Regions from separate parts of the Homo sapiens genome. Here region 2 is linked to region 1. The links are chromatin loops, found by intact Hi-C in ENCODE. Cell type or tissue: Calu3. All regions are shown on one strand. Links, peaks and the distances in the headings refer to the core of each region. The heading gives the core; the rest is flanking DNA.

Evidence for each region. Peaks named below come from ENCODE experiments on the same cell type or tissue, not always from the same donor. Only the 100,000 strongest peaks of a DNase experiment are listed, where the experiment ranks them.
Region 2: a loop joins it to region 1, with 2.5 times the contacts of the local background. A loop is called at or near these places in 16 of 110 quality-filtered maps.

The regions. Positions count from the first base shown.
Region 1 is chr11:36,357,199-36,365,540 of GRCh38, reverse strand. The region is part of intron 1 of PRR5L (proline rich 5 like); the gene reads right to left. Among named protein-coding and RNA genes, the nearest start is that of PRR5L, 65 kb to the right of the region's middle. In Calu3, for the core only: no CTCF peak of the experiment used is centred there; a DNase peak (open chromatin) is centred at 3,391.
Region 2 is chr11:36,308,795-36,317,136 of GRCh38, reverse strand. The region is part of intron 1 of PRR5L (proline rich 5 like); the gene reads right to left. Among named protein-coding and RNA genes, the nearest start is that of PRR5L, 17 kb to the right of the region's middle. In Calu3, for the core only: no CTCF peak of the experiment used is centred there; a DNase peak (open chromatin) is centred at 4,286.

The DNA.
Region 1 (8,342 bases), core at 89-8,088:
TAAGAACTTGGAGGTGGTCTTCAGAAAAAAAAATTCAATAGTTTAATTTCATTTCATGGAATACTATTAACAGCTTAAGGAAATAATATTCAGCAGGATATAATTGGGAAATGTGGTCCTAGACAAAAGAATTCCCTGTCAGTCAAACTTGCTTCGAAAGGACCCGAGACTGTATAAGACGAGGGGAGATCTTAATTGAGTCTACTCAGTAGACTCTGCTTTCGGCTTTTTAATTTCTTGGATGACTGGTCTGCTGATAGTCTCCCAAATTTACAGAGAAAAAAAAAAGCCCTGCTTCAGTTTCCACTGCAGAAACAAAGCAAGTAAACTTGAACGATCATTCCCGCTAAGTGCTTTATCATAAGAACCAGCTACCTCCTTCACAGAAGGGATGATGAGACCTAACAGATATGATCTAAGGACGTTTGATAGGAAATCAGCATGAGCAGCCATTATTTACTGAGTTTACATTAAGTACCAGGCCCAGACTAAGCCCCCAGCAGATAGTAACTCGTTTAATCCTTACAGCCTGCCTGTGATGTACGGATCACTGAACTGTCTATTGGGGAATATCTAGAACTTCACACAGTGCCTCCTCCACTGAGCAGCCACTCAATAAATGTTCACTAGAGGAAGGAAGAGAGAAAGGAACGGAGGGAGGGAGAAAGGAAACAAATTGAGGTTTAGAGATGTCAAATTGCCCGACGTCACACCTTTAACAAGCAGGAAAGTCAGGACTCAAACACGGGAGAGCTGAGCTCTTCCACACCTGGACAGACTGCCAAGCTTCCTGCTGACTAACACACAGCCAGCCTCTAGGAGCTGGCTTGAGGTCCTGGCTACACTTGCTAAGGATGTTAGCTTTGGGCAGCTTGTAGCTTGTATAATCAAAACTGCTGTGTTTATATGGCACTTTTTTTGAGTTTGTAATAATGCAATAGGTAAAATTTACTGAGCACTTACTAAGCTAAGCACCAGGCACTATTCTAAGAACTTTACAAAGCTCATTCTCCATGACCATCCTAAGAAATAGGTGCAATTATAACCTACCTTACAGATGAAGACACCGAAGAGCAGAGGGGTGAGGTGACTTAACCTCTAATTAAGTGGTGGAGTCAGGACTTGAACTGAGGCAATTTGATCCCCAAATCTCTGCATTTAACCTCTTTACTAAATTCATTCCCTCTATCTAATGACAGACCTCACGAGAGAAGGAAAGGACAAAGGCAAGTCCCATTCACAGTTGGATAGTTAAATATGTGTATTAATTTAACCCCCAAAAATGTTTACTATGCATAGCTCTCAGCACATCACAAGTGTCAACTCATTAATTCTCCTAAAACATGAAACAACACTATGAGCCCAGTGCAATTATTATTATTTCCATTTCACAGATGAGGAAACTGAAGCACAGAGAGGTAAGTAACTTGCCCAAAGTCACACAGCAAATGGCAGAGCTGAAATTCACACCTGGACATTCTGCCCCCACTAGTCTGTGGGTTTAACCACCACAGAGTGCAGCCTGACAAGAACATGCAGGTGCCTTATTTAAAAGTGAAATACCCTCCCAAGACCAGTGGCTAAAAATGGTCTCTAAGAGGAAGGCAGAGCCATCTGTAGACCTGGAAATTAAACAGGGCCATGGAGCTTGAATGACTTAATCACTGTTCAATTTAGATTTCCTGGTTGAAAGGGTTCCTGTTCGTCCTACTGGAAATTAACAGCCGATTGCTTCTTGGCATTCTTGTGGGAGGGGTGGGCCATTTTCCTCTGGCCCAGCTGTTTCTGGAAGAGTAAGTGCCTTGCCAGTGTCAGGCAGGTACAGAAAGACTGGTAGGTAAAGGGGACCAGATCCCTTTGTCAAGTGAGCTTAGCAGAAATCAGTCAACTCCTGCTTTTTCTGCTGGTCTAGGAGCTGGGGCCCTTCCTCCACTCCTTGCAGGAAACCTGCCCGGGGGTTGATTCATCTCTCAAAGGCGGGTCAGGAGGAAGGGGAAAAGAAAAGACAAGAGTCAGGTCATTTATTATCAGAAGGGGCAAAAGAGCTTCTAAGGAAGCGGTGAGGAGCTGTAACCACAGCATCTGCAGAAAAGGCATTGAGCTATTAACAGTGAATTCTGCTTAGTACAGTCAATCTGTCCCCAGCTAATCTGGAAAGAAAGATATGAGCTCCCAGAGGTCAAGGAGTGATGTCTGCCCTCACACTTCGAAAGCACTCCAGGAATATATTTTAAATAACTTGTGTCATGAATGTAAGTTAACAGCAAAGAATTGGGCTTACTTTTCTCCTGGTCCATAAATATTTGCCTCTCTTTCTGTCTCCTGGTATGATGCAAAGAATGGTGTGTGGAATCTTGACCACAGCCTCATTCCCGGCCACTCTTTCCCTCTCACCTCATCCTATGCCCAGGCACACTGAGATGCCTGTGGTCTGGGAAAGGCAGTAGTTATTGCACACAGGTCGAGGGTGCAGAGACAAACCAGGCTCAGGCCTGGTCCAGTGACATAGCCATGTGAACCTGGGTGCACGACTTAACGTCTCTGGGCCTGGAGAACCTTGTTCTCTTTCTCCCCCTTAGAAATACCCACTTCCCCTGCAGGAGCCAGGTCAAAGGGCTGCCCTGCTCCTCCATCCCAGGCAGGCTGCCCAAGCACTCAGCACACACACCACCCCCCAGCCCCCACCCATGCAGCATTTGCCTCCTCTTGTTACAGTGATCAGTTTACCTGTCTGTCGCCACTCACAAATTATAAAATCAATGACAGCACATTATTTATCTTTGAATCCCCAATATCTAAGCAATTCCTGGGCTATAACAGAGAATCCATAAGACCTTTTATGGAAGGAAGGAGGAAAAGTGGAAGTGAGAAAGGAAAGATGGGTGGAGAGAAGAAGGGAGGACAGACATAATTGATTATGCTTTCAAACAGAAACAGCAGGCATGGTGTGAGAAGTGCTAGAAAAACATTCTTTCCCCAATATGTCAATTCTGCTTGCCCAGTGTCTAAAACGTCCTTTTTTGGAGATTTGTTCCTGGGGTAAAGATACTGTCTCCGGTTCTCCTTGTCATTGTTTCCCACCAACCACCGCCCCCGTCCGCCCACCCCCACCCCGCCAAGGGTGATGTGTGAAACTGTCAATAGCCCAGCACCTTAGCATTCACTTGCAAGATAGATTTTCTAAAGACAAGTGGGGAAAAGGCACGTCAGCACTTTGGTGCTAAAAGTGAAGGAATAGGGTCCTCAAAAAGGGAAGGGAGGGATCCGTTTCAGTGAGTCAGAGTCATAAGAATGAGAGCATGCGATTCCCATACCCACCCTGCCCTGCCCTCCCATCAGAAGCATTCTCCCTTGCCTACATCACTCGGAGCAAGTTCTGTTTTCAGGACGGAGCCGGTGACCGGTTCGCCAATGGAAGGCAGGAGTCTCTGGTGACTGCCTGCTGCTTCCGTGCTGACAGAATGTCTTTTTTTTTTTTTTTTGCCTTTTATGTACTCATTTGTTATTACTTCAGCACCCCCCGACTTTGAACTTGGTAAGGGAAAAGACTCTCTCTACTAGCATCCTCCAAACTGAAAGGACCCTCAGAGGTCACTTTATCCAACTGTGCCTCATGCTGGAATCGTCTGTATCACCTCTCCCAAGCCCCTCGAGGGAAGAGAGGCTCGCGATCTCTCTTTAACAGCCATTCCATTTTAGAAAACCACAAGAGTTAGATATAACCTAGAACCTGCTGCTCTAAAACAAAGGAGAAAAACAAGTAAAAACAAGTGACTTGTGTTAGGTCACACTTAGGAAAATTCTGCAGAAGTCCAAGGGTAATGAAAAAGGTTGTCTCTTTACCTCATTTTTTTCAGTAGACATTGATTTGCCCACATAAATGAACAAGTATAAGCAAACACACTATCGTTTGATCACATTCCCACAATGATTTCTTTCCTCTGGTAGAAACAGTAAATACCTAGAGATCAGTGACTCAAACTTTTTGAACTCAGTAACCCTTTAAAGTCTTAGAAATTATTATGAGCCTTAAAGTCTTTTGTTTTTATAAGTTATATCTGTTGATACTTAACATATTAGAAACTAAAACTGAGAAAATCCTTGGTTATTTATTAATCGATTTAAAAATAATTTTAAAAGCCATTACAAATTAACATAAGTAATGTATTTTTATGAAAAATAGCTATATTTTCCAAAAGCAAAAGGTATATATAGCAAGAAAAGTGGCTTTGTTTTTTATTTCTGCAAATCTCTTGAATATCTGGCCTAAGAGATCTGGATTCTCGTATCTGCTGTGCACTTAGTCTGTTGCAATACCAATGCCATGTCACCTCCGGAAAACTCCACTGTATACTTGTGTGAAAATCAGAGTAGAAAAGGCAAATAATATATTAATGTTGTTAGTCTTGTTAAAATAGTTTTGAGCTCATGGACCTCCTAAAAGGATCTCAAGCAACTAAGATGAGTTACATAGGTGGGGACCAGTGCAAAGTGAAAGTGCTGTTTCTTGTCCAAAAGTTATAAAGCATTTCAAGACAGCCACAGCAGAACATTGAACTGAGCTCTGAGCATGGGGCCCTGCGTGACTTCACAGTTCCTGCAGGCAACTTCAGGGGTCTCTGACCACATGTCGAGAACTGCTGCTGTAGAGTTATACTTGCTTCTTGAATCAAATGAGTGGCTTAAGACAATTAGTGTACACCAGGGTGATATCAAGTTAGGAGTGTGTGCATGTATGTGTGTTTGAGCTGCTGGATCACCAGGTGTAAGTGTTCTTGAGTAATAACATATACCTAACAAGATAAAAGCATGACTTACACAGATTTTCCCCCTGGGTGTATATCATAAAACCTTACCCTCTTATTCAGCCTATTATTCCACACTGACCCTAAACATACACACACACATGCATTTATGCATGCACACACATACGCCTTGAGCTGATGGCTTGCATGCATGTGGGTGTGTGTGTTACATGTGCGATGTTACATGTGCACATACCCCTTTGTGTTCCAAATGGCTGCACACCAGATAGTCAGATATTTGTCATGGTTTCCTGTTTTGGGTTTTTATTGGGTGACAGGCTTTGATCAGCAAAACTGACATCTCTCGTCCCCATTTTCCTGTTTGGTACCTTATACATAGTAGGCACTCTAAGCATTTGCTGAGTTATATTTTATAACTCTGGTGGTTAGAGAAAATTATGCTTATTAAATACTGTTAGCAACTGATGGTTAGCACATAGATATCCCATTTGATCCTCCTTCCTGAGAACTCAACACTTAGGGAGGTAACCATCCCACTAATAATAGGTAGACTTGTCCAGAGAAGAACAGTATGTCATTGTCATTCTACTAGACACAAGGTAGCAATATTTCATGATTCTCCTGAGATTCAGGCATGAATTTAGCTAATAAAGAACATAAGTTTTCTGTTTTGTGTGTCTGTGTGTGTGTGTGTGTGTGGGTGTGTGTGTATGTGTGTGTGTGTGTGTGTGTGTGTGTGTGACAGAGTCTCACTCTGTCGCCCAGGCTGGAGTGCAGTGGCATGATCTCGGCTCACTGCAACCTCTGCCTCCCAGGCTCAAGCAATTCTTATGTCTCAGACTTCCTAGTAGCTGGGACTACAGGCGCGCATCACCATGTCCAGCTGATTTTTGTATTTTTAGTAGAGATGGGGTTTTGCCCTGTTGGCCTTCAAACTCCTGACCTCAGGTGATCCACCCACCTCGGTCTCCCAAAGTGCTGGGATTACACGGGTGAGCCACTGCACTCGGCCAGGCTTCTGAAGTATTTAAAACAATGCCCTATAGTTTCTGTTATAGACCAGTCTGGATTTATCCCGTCTCTGTCTCTGTTGATCCGCTCCTTTGGGACATACTGTTAGTGTCTTCATGGCATCTGCTCTGGAATCATCATGTCTGTATCTTATCTGTTATTTTCTACGTTTTAATGAAAGTGTTACACTAATTGCTGACATCTTTGCATCATTATTGATTGTCAGCATTTGATCACAAACATTTGTGTCTTCCTAAAGAACAAAACACCAGAATAAAATGATAATTAATATGTAAAAAAATTAAAATTAAAATTAATGCCCTAGACTCCAGTAACAAATTAATCCATTTCAAAGAATAGTATACACTTGTATAAATATAATGTGGACTCTATTACAATTCTGGTCAAATCACCTCTCTCTCCAACACCGAAGGAAGTGACTGTGGCCTCTCTCCCACGCTAAGACAAAATCTTTCAATAAGAGGATTAATCTTTCACCTAAAATGGCAGAACATCCTTCTATTCTCATTAGAAGTTAATACCGCTTCACGTACAAAGGACCCCTGGATCTTTAGTTCAAATCTGCCACTTACAGATGAGGAAACTGAGGCTCAGCGACATGAAGTGACTTATTTGTCCAAAATCACACACAGCTATTTAATGGCAGCACTGGGACTCAAATGCAGTTCTCCTAGCATTAGATAAAGGACCATCCAACCACAAGAATATGAGCCTGCAAGTCAGTGTGGGTCCACGTTACTGAAAATCCAACCACTGATTACTAAAAATCCAAGCACTGATGTATCAGGGATTGTCAATAAGTAAAATGCAAAACATCTCCAAATCTAGCCAGGTGCCAAAGCCCTTAACCAGTGCCCTGAGCACTATCGCCTCCCAGATGTATGAAGTATCTTTCCTTCCTCTTCAGTATCTTCATCCTCTTCCCCTTTGCCAGCCCTTTTTCTTACTTCCATTGTGTATTTATCACCTTGGGAAGAAGAAAAAACAAACCTCTACATGGCTGGCTACTCCTTGTAGTTGTAATTCTATTTCTTTCCTGACAGTTACTGCCAAATTCTTGGAAGTTATATACAGGCGTACCTTGGAGATATTGCAGGTTTGGTTCCAGACCATAGCAATAAAGTGAATAATAATATCACAATAAAGTGAGTCACACAAATGTTTGAGTTCCCTGGTGCATATAAAAGTTATGCTTATACTATACCGTAGTCTATTAAAAGTGTGTGCAATAGCATTGTGCCTAAAAAATGTACATACTTTAATTTAAAAATACGGCTAAAAAATGTTGATCATCTGAGGCTTCAGTGAGTAGTAATCTTTTTTGCTGGTGGAGGGTGTTGCCTCAATGTTGATGGCTTCTGACTGACTGGTCAGGGTGGTGGGTGCTGAAGGTTAGGGTGGCTGTGGCAATTTCTTAAAATAAGACAACAACGAAGTTAGCCTCATTGATTGATTCTTCCATTCACAAAAAACTCTTCCTTTCACAAGAGATAGCTGATAGCATTTTACCCTCAGTGGAATTTCTTTCAAAATTGGGGTCAGTCCTCTTAAACCCTGCCGCTGCTTTATCAACTAAATTTATGTAATATTCTAAATCTTTGTTGTTATTTTGACAATGTTCACAGCATCTTCATCAGGAGGAGGTTCTATCTCAAGAAACCACTGTCACTCATTAGGGTTGAAATCAACTTCTTCTAAACACCTGTTAATGCTGAGGTTTCAACTTCCTCCCATGAATCACAAATGTTCTTAATGGCACTTGAAATGGTTAATCCTTTCTAGAAGATTTTCAACTGACTTTGTTCAGATCCATCAGAGGAGACACTATCTATGACAGCTTTAGCCTTACAAAACGTATTTCTTAAATAATAAGACTTGAAAATCAAAATTACTCCTTGATCCCTGGGCTGCAGAACGGATGTTGTGTTAGCAGGCAGAAAACATTAATCTCCTTGTACATCTTTATCACAACTTCTGGGTGACTAGGTGCATTGTCAATGAGCAGTAATGTTTTTAAAGGCATCTTTTTTTTTTCTGAATAGTAGTCTCAACAGTGGGCTTAAAATGTTCTGTAAAACATGCTGTAAGCAGATGTGCTGTCATCTGGACTTCTTGTTTCCCTAACAGAGCACAGGCAGAGTATATTTAGCATAATTCTTAAGGGCCCTAGGATTTTGAAAAAGGTAAATGAGGACTGACTTCAACTTAAAGTCACTAGCTGCATTGGCTCCTAAGAAGAGAGTCAGCCTGTCCTTTGAAGATTTGGAAACAACCACTGACTTCTTACTAAAATGAAAGTCCTAGATAGCACCTTCTTCCAATGAAAGCTGTTTGCCTACATTGAAAATCTGTTTAGCCACCTTCATCAATGATCTTAGCTAGATCTTCCATATAACTTACTGCAGCTTATCCATCAGCCCATGCTGCTTCACCTTGCACTTTTATGTAATGGAGACAGGTTTCTTTCCTTAAACCTCATGAACCAACCTCCTGTAGCTTCCAACTTTTCTTCTGCAGCTTCCTCACCTTGCTCAGGCTTCATAG
Region 2 (8,342 bases), core at 227-8,226, 49 kb after region 1:
TGGCCTTATTTCATTCATCAACCCAGATGCTAGCCTTTTCTGGAAAGTGTTGGTTTGGGTTCTCCTCCAGTTTCCCATTCAGAGCCTTAGTCTAGACTAGGAGTGAAGCCACCTCTGTACAGATTATAACTGAGGAAATTATGACAGTGAAAAAGATCAGACCTAATTGACTCCATCTTGCTCCTAACATTTAAGCTGTCCTTGTTCATTCCTAGGCATAAGCTGAGCTAACCTTAGGAAGGAATTTAGTTTATAGTTTTACTCTGAAACAAAATTGATAGTAACCCTTTCCCAAAAAGACCCCCTTCTTGCCTGGAGATCAGTCTGCCTTTGTAGGACTAACAAATTAGCTACAAAATTAGAAATTATGTTTTAGGGGTCATGCAGCCTCTGGATGCAAGAGTCTGACCCTTCCCAAATTGCTCCTAGGGATAACATCACTATTGTAAAACCTAAGATCAGTGCTTGAGATATTTTGCAGACCCTGCACTGGATGGATCAGCTGACACCACCCAGACCGGTAATCTGGCTCAACCAGTTCTGTGATCTGACCCAGGAACAGAAGACAGCAAGAAAACCTCATTTCAACCCCCTCTATGCTTCCATTTCCAACCTCACCAATCAGCACTTCCCACTTCCCAAGCCCCTACTTGCTAAATTCTCTTTAAAAAATCCCATCCCCAAATGCTCTGGGAGACTGATTTGAGTAATAATAAAACCTTGGTCTCCTGCACAGCTGGTTCTGCATGAATTACTCTTTCTCCATTGCAATTCCCCTGTCTTGATAAATCAGCTCTGTCTAGGCAGTGGGCAAGGTGAACCCATCAGATGGTTAAAGAAGGAGCTGGCAAACCACAGCCATGTCCAGCAGATCACCTGTTTCTATAAAGTTTTATTGGAACACAGCCAGACCCGTTTGTATCCTTTATTGCTGCTTTTGCCCTACAATGGCAGTGTTGAGTAACTGCAACACAGACCATATGGCCCTCGGTGCCTAAATTATTTTCTATCTCGCCCTTCATAAAAAAGTTTGCTGATTCCTGTCCTAGACTAATACACTTCCCCTCAGTCAATCCCCTATAACAATCAGGAGGAGGTTGATTTTGTCATGTCCTGGTCCCGATAAGCCTCCTGGTCACCCAGGCTCCATCTCCATGAACAGACATCTGGAGGCTCTTAGTTCAGAAGAATTCTGAGGGGCTCCAAAGCTGTTTTCTGCTCCTAACAGGCCCACCCACTTCTTAGGTAGCTAATCCTAGAAGGGCTTGTTTCAGGGAAGGCACCTACACTCATCTGTGTGAACTGCGTTTATGTCTAATTATCACACAGCACAATATTGGTTTTTGCATATCCTTTACAACATCACATTAAATTTGCTGCAAGCTTTATTTGATCTCAACACTAAAGTCTGCTCATGCATATTCCACCTTCATAACTAGTTGCTTGTGGAATATGGCCAATTGCTCACAGTTTATACAAAATCAAAGGGAACACTGGTCAAGAGTACTGAACTATTCTCTTATACTTCAGATTAATTCTAATGTGTCACTGATGAAAGGAAATTACTACAAAGCTAACAGCCCAAAAAGAAGTTCAGATTTTCAAATGAAATATCAAGAGACAATTATTAGTAAGTTTATGGACTGTGTAGTGATTTAATACTTCTAAAGCCAAAGCTATCAGCTTAAATAACTTCTGTCTTGACTAAAGCCTTCAGCAAAATAACATCAGGATTTCCAAAATACATCTATACATCAAATCAAAATACAAAATACATCAGGAAAGGAGGCAAATATGCTTTCTTATCCTAATAGTTCAATTAAAAACATATGCTTTTAATAATAATAGCTATGCTTTTCTAAATTCTTACATTGGACTAGACTCTGTTTTTGCATGCAGTATCTCATTTCATCTCCCCGACAGTCATAAATAAGTATGATTACTATCCCCATTTTACAATGGAGGAGACTAATGTGTAGTGATTAAGTAACTTGCAAAAGTTCCTAGTGCCGTCTAGATAGCCCTGTTCACTCCTTTGTGCCCTATAGTCCTTATACACACATCATAAAAAGTTGTCAATGCCCATTTTCTACTGTGAGAAATCCAACTTAGATGAAGGATTCTGCTATATAGTTATACAAAAAGCATACATTGTGATGCTATTAGACACCAGGCGCTGTTCTATGTTTTGCAATCATGATTTCACTTCTTCCTAGCAACCTCCACAGTCCTTGCATTATCTTCATTTTTCAGTTGAGTGACCTGAGACTCAGAGAGGTGAAATAACTCACCCAAGGTCACATAGATAGTGAACAACAGAGCAGGCACTTAAATGGGGAATGGACATTTGGATGTCTGCAAAGTGCTTTGAGACCCCTTAAGGAAAGCGCCGTCTTCATACATCAATGAATCTAGTTGAAGACGTTGGGCTGCGATGTGTATGATGGAGTAATATTGAGGGTCAGAGCAGGGACAGAGCTAAACAGCTCCGCTTACTAAAAAGAGTAAGGAATTTGAAGTTCCCCAGAGGCAGAGCAAAAACAACACTGGAGGCTGCTATGGAGCAAAGGGCATCAAGGGGAACCCTTAAAACATAGCCAAGTGGGACTTTGGAGAGAAGAAATCCTGAAAGTTGTGAAAGTGGTTTGCAGGGATGTGCAGGTGCATGTATGTGTGTGTTGAAGTATGTGCAATATACGTCCCCTCACCCCCTCCTCAGACCTCACCAGCTTATTGTGAGCCAAGTCCACTTTACTGATGTGTGGGGAGATTCTTTCCAGATAACTTAACCCTAGCTGTGGACTGTTGCAAGGCAAAAACAGAGATTGCTCATGTGGGTACAGGAGCCCAAGCCCAAGGGACCAGCTGTCCTCCCATCCAAGTTACGTAAATAATTTACAGGGAACTTATTTCAGTTCCTGCTTGTCAACTACACGATTCATTTGAATTAGGTCCTCTTTAGTACCAGGTACTAAACAAATAAACGAAAAGACTCATTACAGGGTATTTGAGACTAAGTTTCTACACTGCTCACTATCAAACAGGTATCTTACCCATGTTAATTATTTAACCCTCACAATACTGTGAAGTAGAGATATTGTAACCACCATTTTACATCAGAGAAATTGAAGCACATGGAATTTAAATAACTAGGTCAAAACCACACAGCTGTTAATAAGAGCACTGCTGGGACTTGAATTCAGGCAGTGTGGCTTCAGAGCCCATAATCTGAACCACTACACCAAACTGCCCAGTGCATGCTGCCTAGAGTGTAGTGGACTGAGGAGAAATCAGCAATGGCAGTAATTGCAGTGCCTTCTAACCTCCCACCTCTAGTTCCTGAGTTGACCATGGGCAAACTCTATTTAGTATTCTTCCTCAAGGTAGATTGAACTGGCAATGCAGACAAGGTCAATCATGCTGTTAAAACTACAGGTTGGCTGCTTCTGGAACCTTAATTTGAGGTGCTTGGCTTTTTCATACAGGAAAAGACATCGGGAATGAACTTGGACTCACAAGCCAGATGTCCAGTCCCAGGTCCCTCCATTCTTAGAGCATCTCTGCCCCACTCCCCATTACATTTGTCATTGGCTCACCTGCTGCTTCAAAAGGAGGCAGCATTTGGCTACCCAACAAAGCAAAGTGTCTCCAGTCAGAACGCAGGGACCAGGACAAAAACCATCTTTGATATATCAAACATTTTGAAAACTTGAAACATACATAACTCTTTGAGCCCCGAATATTGGCGTAGCTTAAACTTCTTCCTCAAGGCAGGATGAAACATGTAATAATATAAAGGGTTAGGAAATCCCCAATAGCACAGCTGATACCTGCTTTTTTCTCACCCCAACCAAGATTAAATCATCAAGAGGGAAACTTTAGGTACATTTCTTGACCAAGGTGTAATCTGGTTTTCTTTCTGTGAGACAGAAGACTGAGAACTAACAATTTGGTGCTGCTGAAGGTGGCGGTGAGGGGGTTCCTATTAGAAGAACTATTAACTTTTAGAGTTGTTTTTACAATGGCATTAAGCCATTTGCTTTGCAACTACACAGGGAATAAACATTGATAGGATGTTCTGTGAACACAGCTGCACACTGACATCTGGCATTGCCTCTGGAATCCTAGAGGATACATCTGTCAGTAAAGCGGCTCCTCTGGAGACCCCCACACTCAGCCCTTGGAAGCTGGAATGGAAATGCAGCTGCTGCATCACACAGAAAAGTCAGAAAAGGGCAGGTTGCCCTGCCCAGGCTGAGAAACCATAGACTTGGTTCTACCTCAAGTAGAGGGGTCAGGGTCTGTAATCCTCACCACAAAGATGACTCAAACTCATAAAAGCAAACACTAAAAGCTATTGAGCAACTACAATGGGCCAGACACTGTGCTGTGCACGCTGTATGTTATACTTCATAATAGTGAGGTGGGTAATACCAGTATTCCTGTTTTACAAGGGAAGACAGAGGCTCAGAGAGGATGAAATAGGGACCTAGTCCCACGTGTTTAGTAAGTGGCAGAGCCAGGACTTGAACATTGGTTTATTCTGATGGAGGAGACCATGCTCTTATCCATCACCTTAAACCACCTCTCAAGTGAGTGGCAATGAACAGCTGGTCCAACAGATCATACAACACTCTGGCTGGCTCAGCCCTTAGCAGGCATACTTCCAAGCACCTACTTGGTGTAAAGCACACCTGCTGAGTGAAATGTAGACAGCACAGCAGTGCTGTGTTTAACAGATGGAGATGGTGATCTTTACCTTCCGAGTACACAACCCCTGTTCTCCCATTTGTACTTTCCCATCTTTTCTTCCCCCACCTTTTTTCCCTTTCCCAAAGTCATGGTCAGATACACTCTGATGACTCATGATCTGAGGAACAAAGCAAGAATTTTAATCAGTTGCCCCTATGTCTTCCCCTCTTTGAGTCTTTCTCTACATGTCTAGGTAGATACAGGGAATATATTTACGTGCTTCTCAAAAAACGGTATTCAGTAAAAATTCTCTCTGCCACCCACGCTCCCACCTACCCTGTTCCTACTCCCAAGCCCTACCTATTAGTATTTTCTTGTGATTCTTTCCAAATTTCATGCATATAAAAGACACTGCAAATATGTTATCTCCTCTCACTCCTTCCCATTTTATTGGCACTTTTTTCATGTGAATATTCAGGGGGGCATCTTCATTCTCTTTTATAGCTACATAGAGTTACAGTGTATGGATTTACCATAATGTATTAATATTTAATCTTTCCCATATTACCAAACATTCAGATGGTCTCCAAGCTTTTGTTATTCATAAGTTGATACTTTGAACTCCTTAAATATATACCTCAATTGGCTAGAGCTCAGAGAGGAGAAAGATAGATAGACATCCAAAATTCCAACGCTATCCACCACTAAAAGCTCTCAGAGTAAAAAAGCAAAACATTCAGCAAAAGCCCCTGTGTGAAAAGATCTTACTGTGCCAGGAGACTGCCATATCTACCTTTTTCCAAAGACCCCATTTCTCCTCAGCCCAGAAAAAAAAGTGACATCTTGAACTAGGTAACCCCATACATAGAGCATTAGTGCTTAATGTCTTATAGTTTTCATAAAAGTAGTAAACCTCTCCAATTTTTTTATTATAACTTCAGTTGGTTTGTTAAGATGATATAAAATTCAACCCAGCATAGCCTACCAACCCATGAGGGGGCCAAGCAGGGAGGCCTTTGCTTCTTTGGCTGGGCCCATTAGGAGCCAAGCAATAGCCCACTCTACCAAGACATTTGCTCCCCTGGCTCTGCCCCATCCAAGCCAGAAATGCTTGCCTGAAGTTGTGAAAATGTCCTGTTGGTGCTAGATATGTCACCAAGAGGTGATATTTCTTCTTCTACCTCTTTAAGGTTTTTACTAAAAACTGCTATGCCAAGCAGCCACGCCTTAGAATGGGACTAGCACTGAACAAAATGAGAATTAAGAAACTTTGAACACCCTTGACATCCTTTCCTTCCCTAAACTCAATTGCTGCATTCTCAAGCTCTTCCTTCCTCCCATTCTCCCTGTAATTGATGCTATGGGGTGCATTATGCTCATGCACATGGAAGGCCAGAAAATTCAGGACTGATATTCCTGGGAACATTCTTTTTTTTTTTTTTTTTTTTTGGAGACGGAGTCTCACTCTGTCACCAGGCAGAGTGCAGTGGCATAATCTCGGCTCACTGCAACCTCTGACTCCCTGGTTCAAGCGATTCTCTTGCCTTGGCCTCCCGAGTAGCTGGGATTACAGGCACACGCCACCATGCCAAGCTAATTTTTGTATTTTTAGTAGAGACGGGGTTTCACCATGTTCGCCAGGATGGTCTCAATCTTCTGACCTTGTAATCTGCCCACCTCGGCCCCCCAAAGTGCTGCGATTACAGGCGTGAGCCACCACACCCAGCCCCTGAGAACATTCTTAACCAGTGACTAAGGAAGTTGCTGTATAAATATTGCAAGTCCTTTTCCTCTTGTGTGGGAGAACTCTTGGGTGCATGTTCCATGCTGGTTCTGGGAGTCCCCTGGTAGGATTTAGCTTCAGTCACCCACATGGGTAATTTTCTTGACAATTCATCTTTTATTGGCTACTTTCCCTTGCCCACCTAACTTCCTTACTTGTGTAACAGTAACCTTCCAAATAAATTACTTGCATTTGTATCCTTGTCTCAGGGTCTGCTCCTGAGTGAATTCAAACTAAGAGGCTCTACTTCGCCCCTATTAAATGCTCTCTGGGTGGACTCTAATGGGCTCATTCTTATTAAAGTGTAAACAGCTCCTAAGGATCAGGGGAGTGAGTTTCAAAGTGGAAATATACTTAAGGCAGTAGTTCTAAAGCAGTGGGCTGGACACACGGGAGTTCTTGATGCGCTTGCTGCCAAGTTTTGATCTAACGGTAAAATCTATTTTTGCAACAACTGATCGTACTTATTGTTATTCACTGTCAGACAGAGTTGTGAACCGAGAATACCCTTGGGGACAGAGTAAATTGGGGTACCATTTGTAGCACATATGAGTAAAGAAGCCCAGCATTATGTCAAGCCACGGAATGATGATGTGTTCTTTTGAGAGGACACAACAGGCTTCCAGGTCAGGATGGTAAATTGTTCTGCTCTAATAGTGATGGTGGTGGTCGTAGTGGGGATGATGGTGGTGGTGGTAGTGGGGATGATGGAGTCATTCTTTGACATGGAGTCAAAGAATTGCCACATAACTAACGGGATAATCATGGGTGATGTACAGACACTTTGAGACATCATAGAACTGTAAAAGTGACTGTGTTGTCATTATGGTGGACTTGTTGAGTATGGATGAGTCTCTTCATCCCTTTAATCTGAGAAGTGTGCCAAAACACACATACAAAATCTTTAATTGTGGCTTTCAGATCACAGCCAGTGAGAGGGATCTGGAAGAAAGAGAAGACAAGGAAACATTTTTGGAGACTTTGAAATCATATACCACCACCACCATCATCATCCCCACTACCACCACCACCATCATGCTCACTACCACCAACAGTAAAAGACTTGGTTCCAAATAAGGAATGTTTAAACTGACTGTGATATTCAGTTCTCAGGTTTACCTGTTGATTTTCTTTGAAGAAAATCCCATCACTAAATGTACAGTTTGAAAACCATAGATATGCCTGATAATTTTATTCTTAAAACTACCATTAACTTGCAGGTGAGGAAAGTAAAGTTGAGAGAAATTAAATGACATGCCTGAAGCCACAGACTAGACGTGAGCTAAACTAGTACACAGCTGTGGTCCAAAACCTCACCATGTCTAGTGCTCTTTCTTCTACATTATTCTACATTTGCGTATTGATGATGAAACACATGGTTTAGTAATTTCTTGGCGTTGATGCTTGTTTTGGTGAGAATAGGTCAGAAAACAGTTTATAGAAAGTTCTTAGAATTTAGGCTGCTCCAAGAAACTCACCAAAACAACTCCAAGTCTTTCCCTCCCTGAGCCATACTTAACACTTGTTATTCCAGGAGCTGCTTCGATGAGACATATTCTCACAGCTTATCTAATTTGTCTACACTCTCCATACACTTTGCTGAATGCCCTCAAATTTCACCTGTATCCGTCTACTATTGCTGCAATACTGCTGCAAAATAAAAACTTTGTGACTGAGGAAAATAAGCCTTTCTTTTTCTCACTTACAGATCTGCAGGTTGACTAGGGCAATTCTGCCTTAGTTCAGGTTTGTGTCTGTTCCATGTGACTAATTCTGGAGCACAGGGAGAAAGGGCAGTGGCTACCCAAGTTATGCTCTTCTGTTGGCTGTCAGAATAGCAGAAGGCCAAGCCAAACAGTGCAAGCAT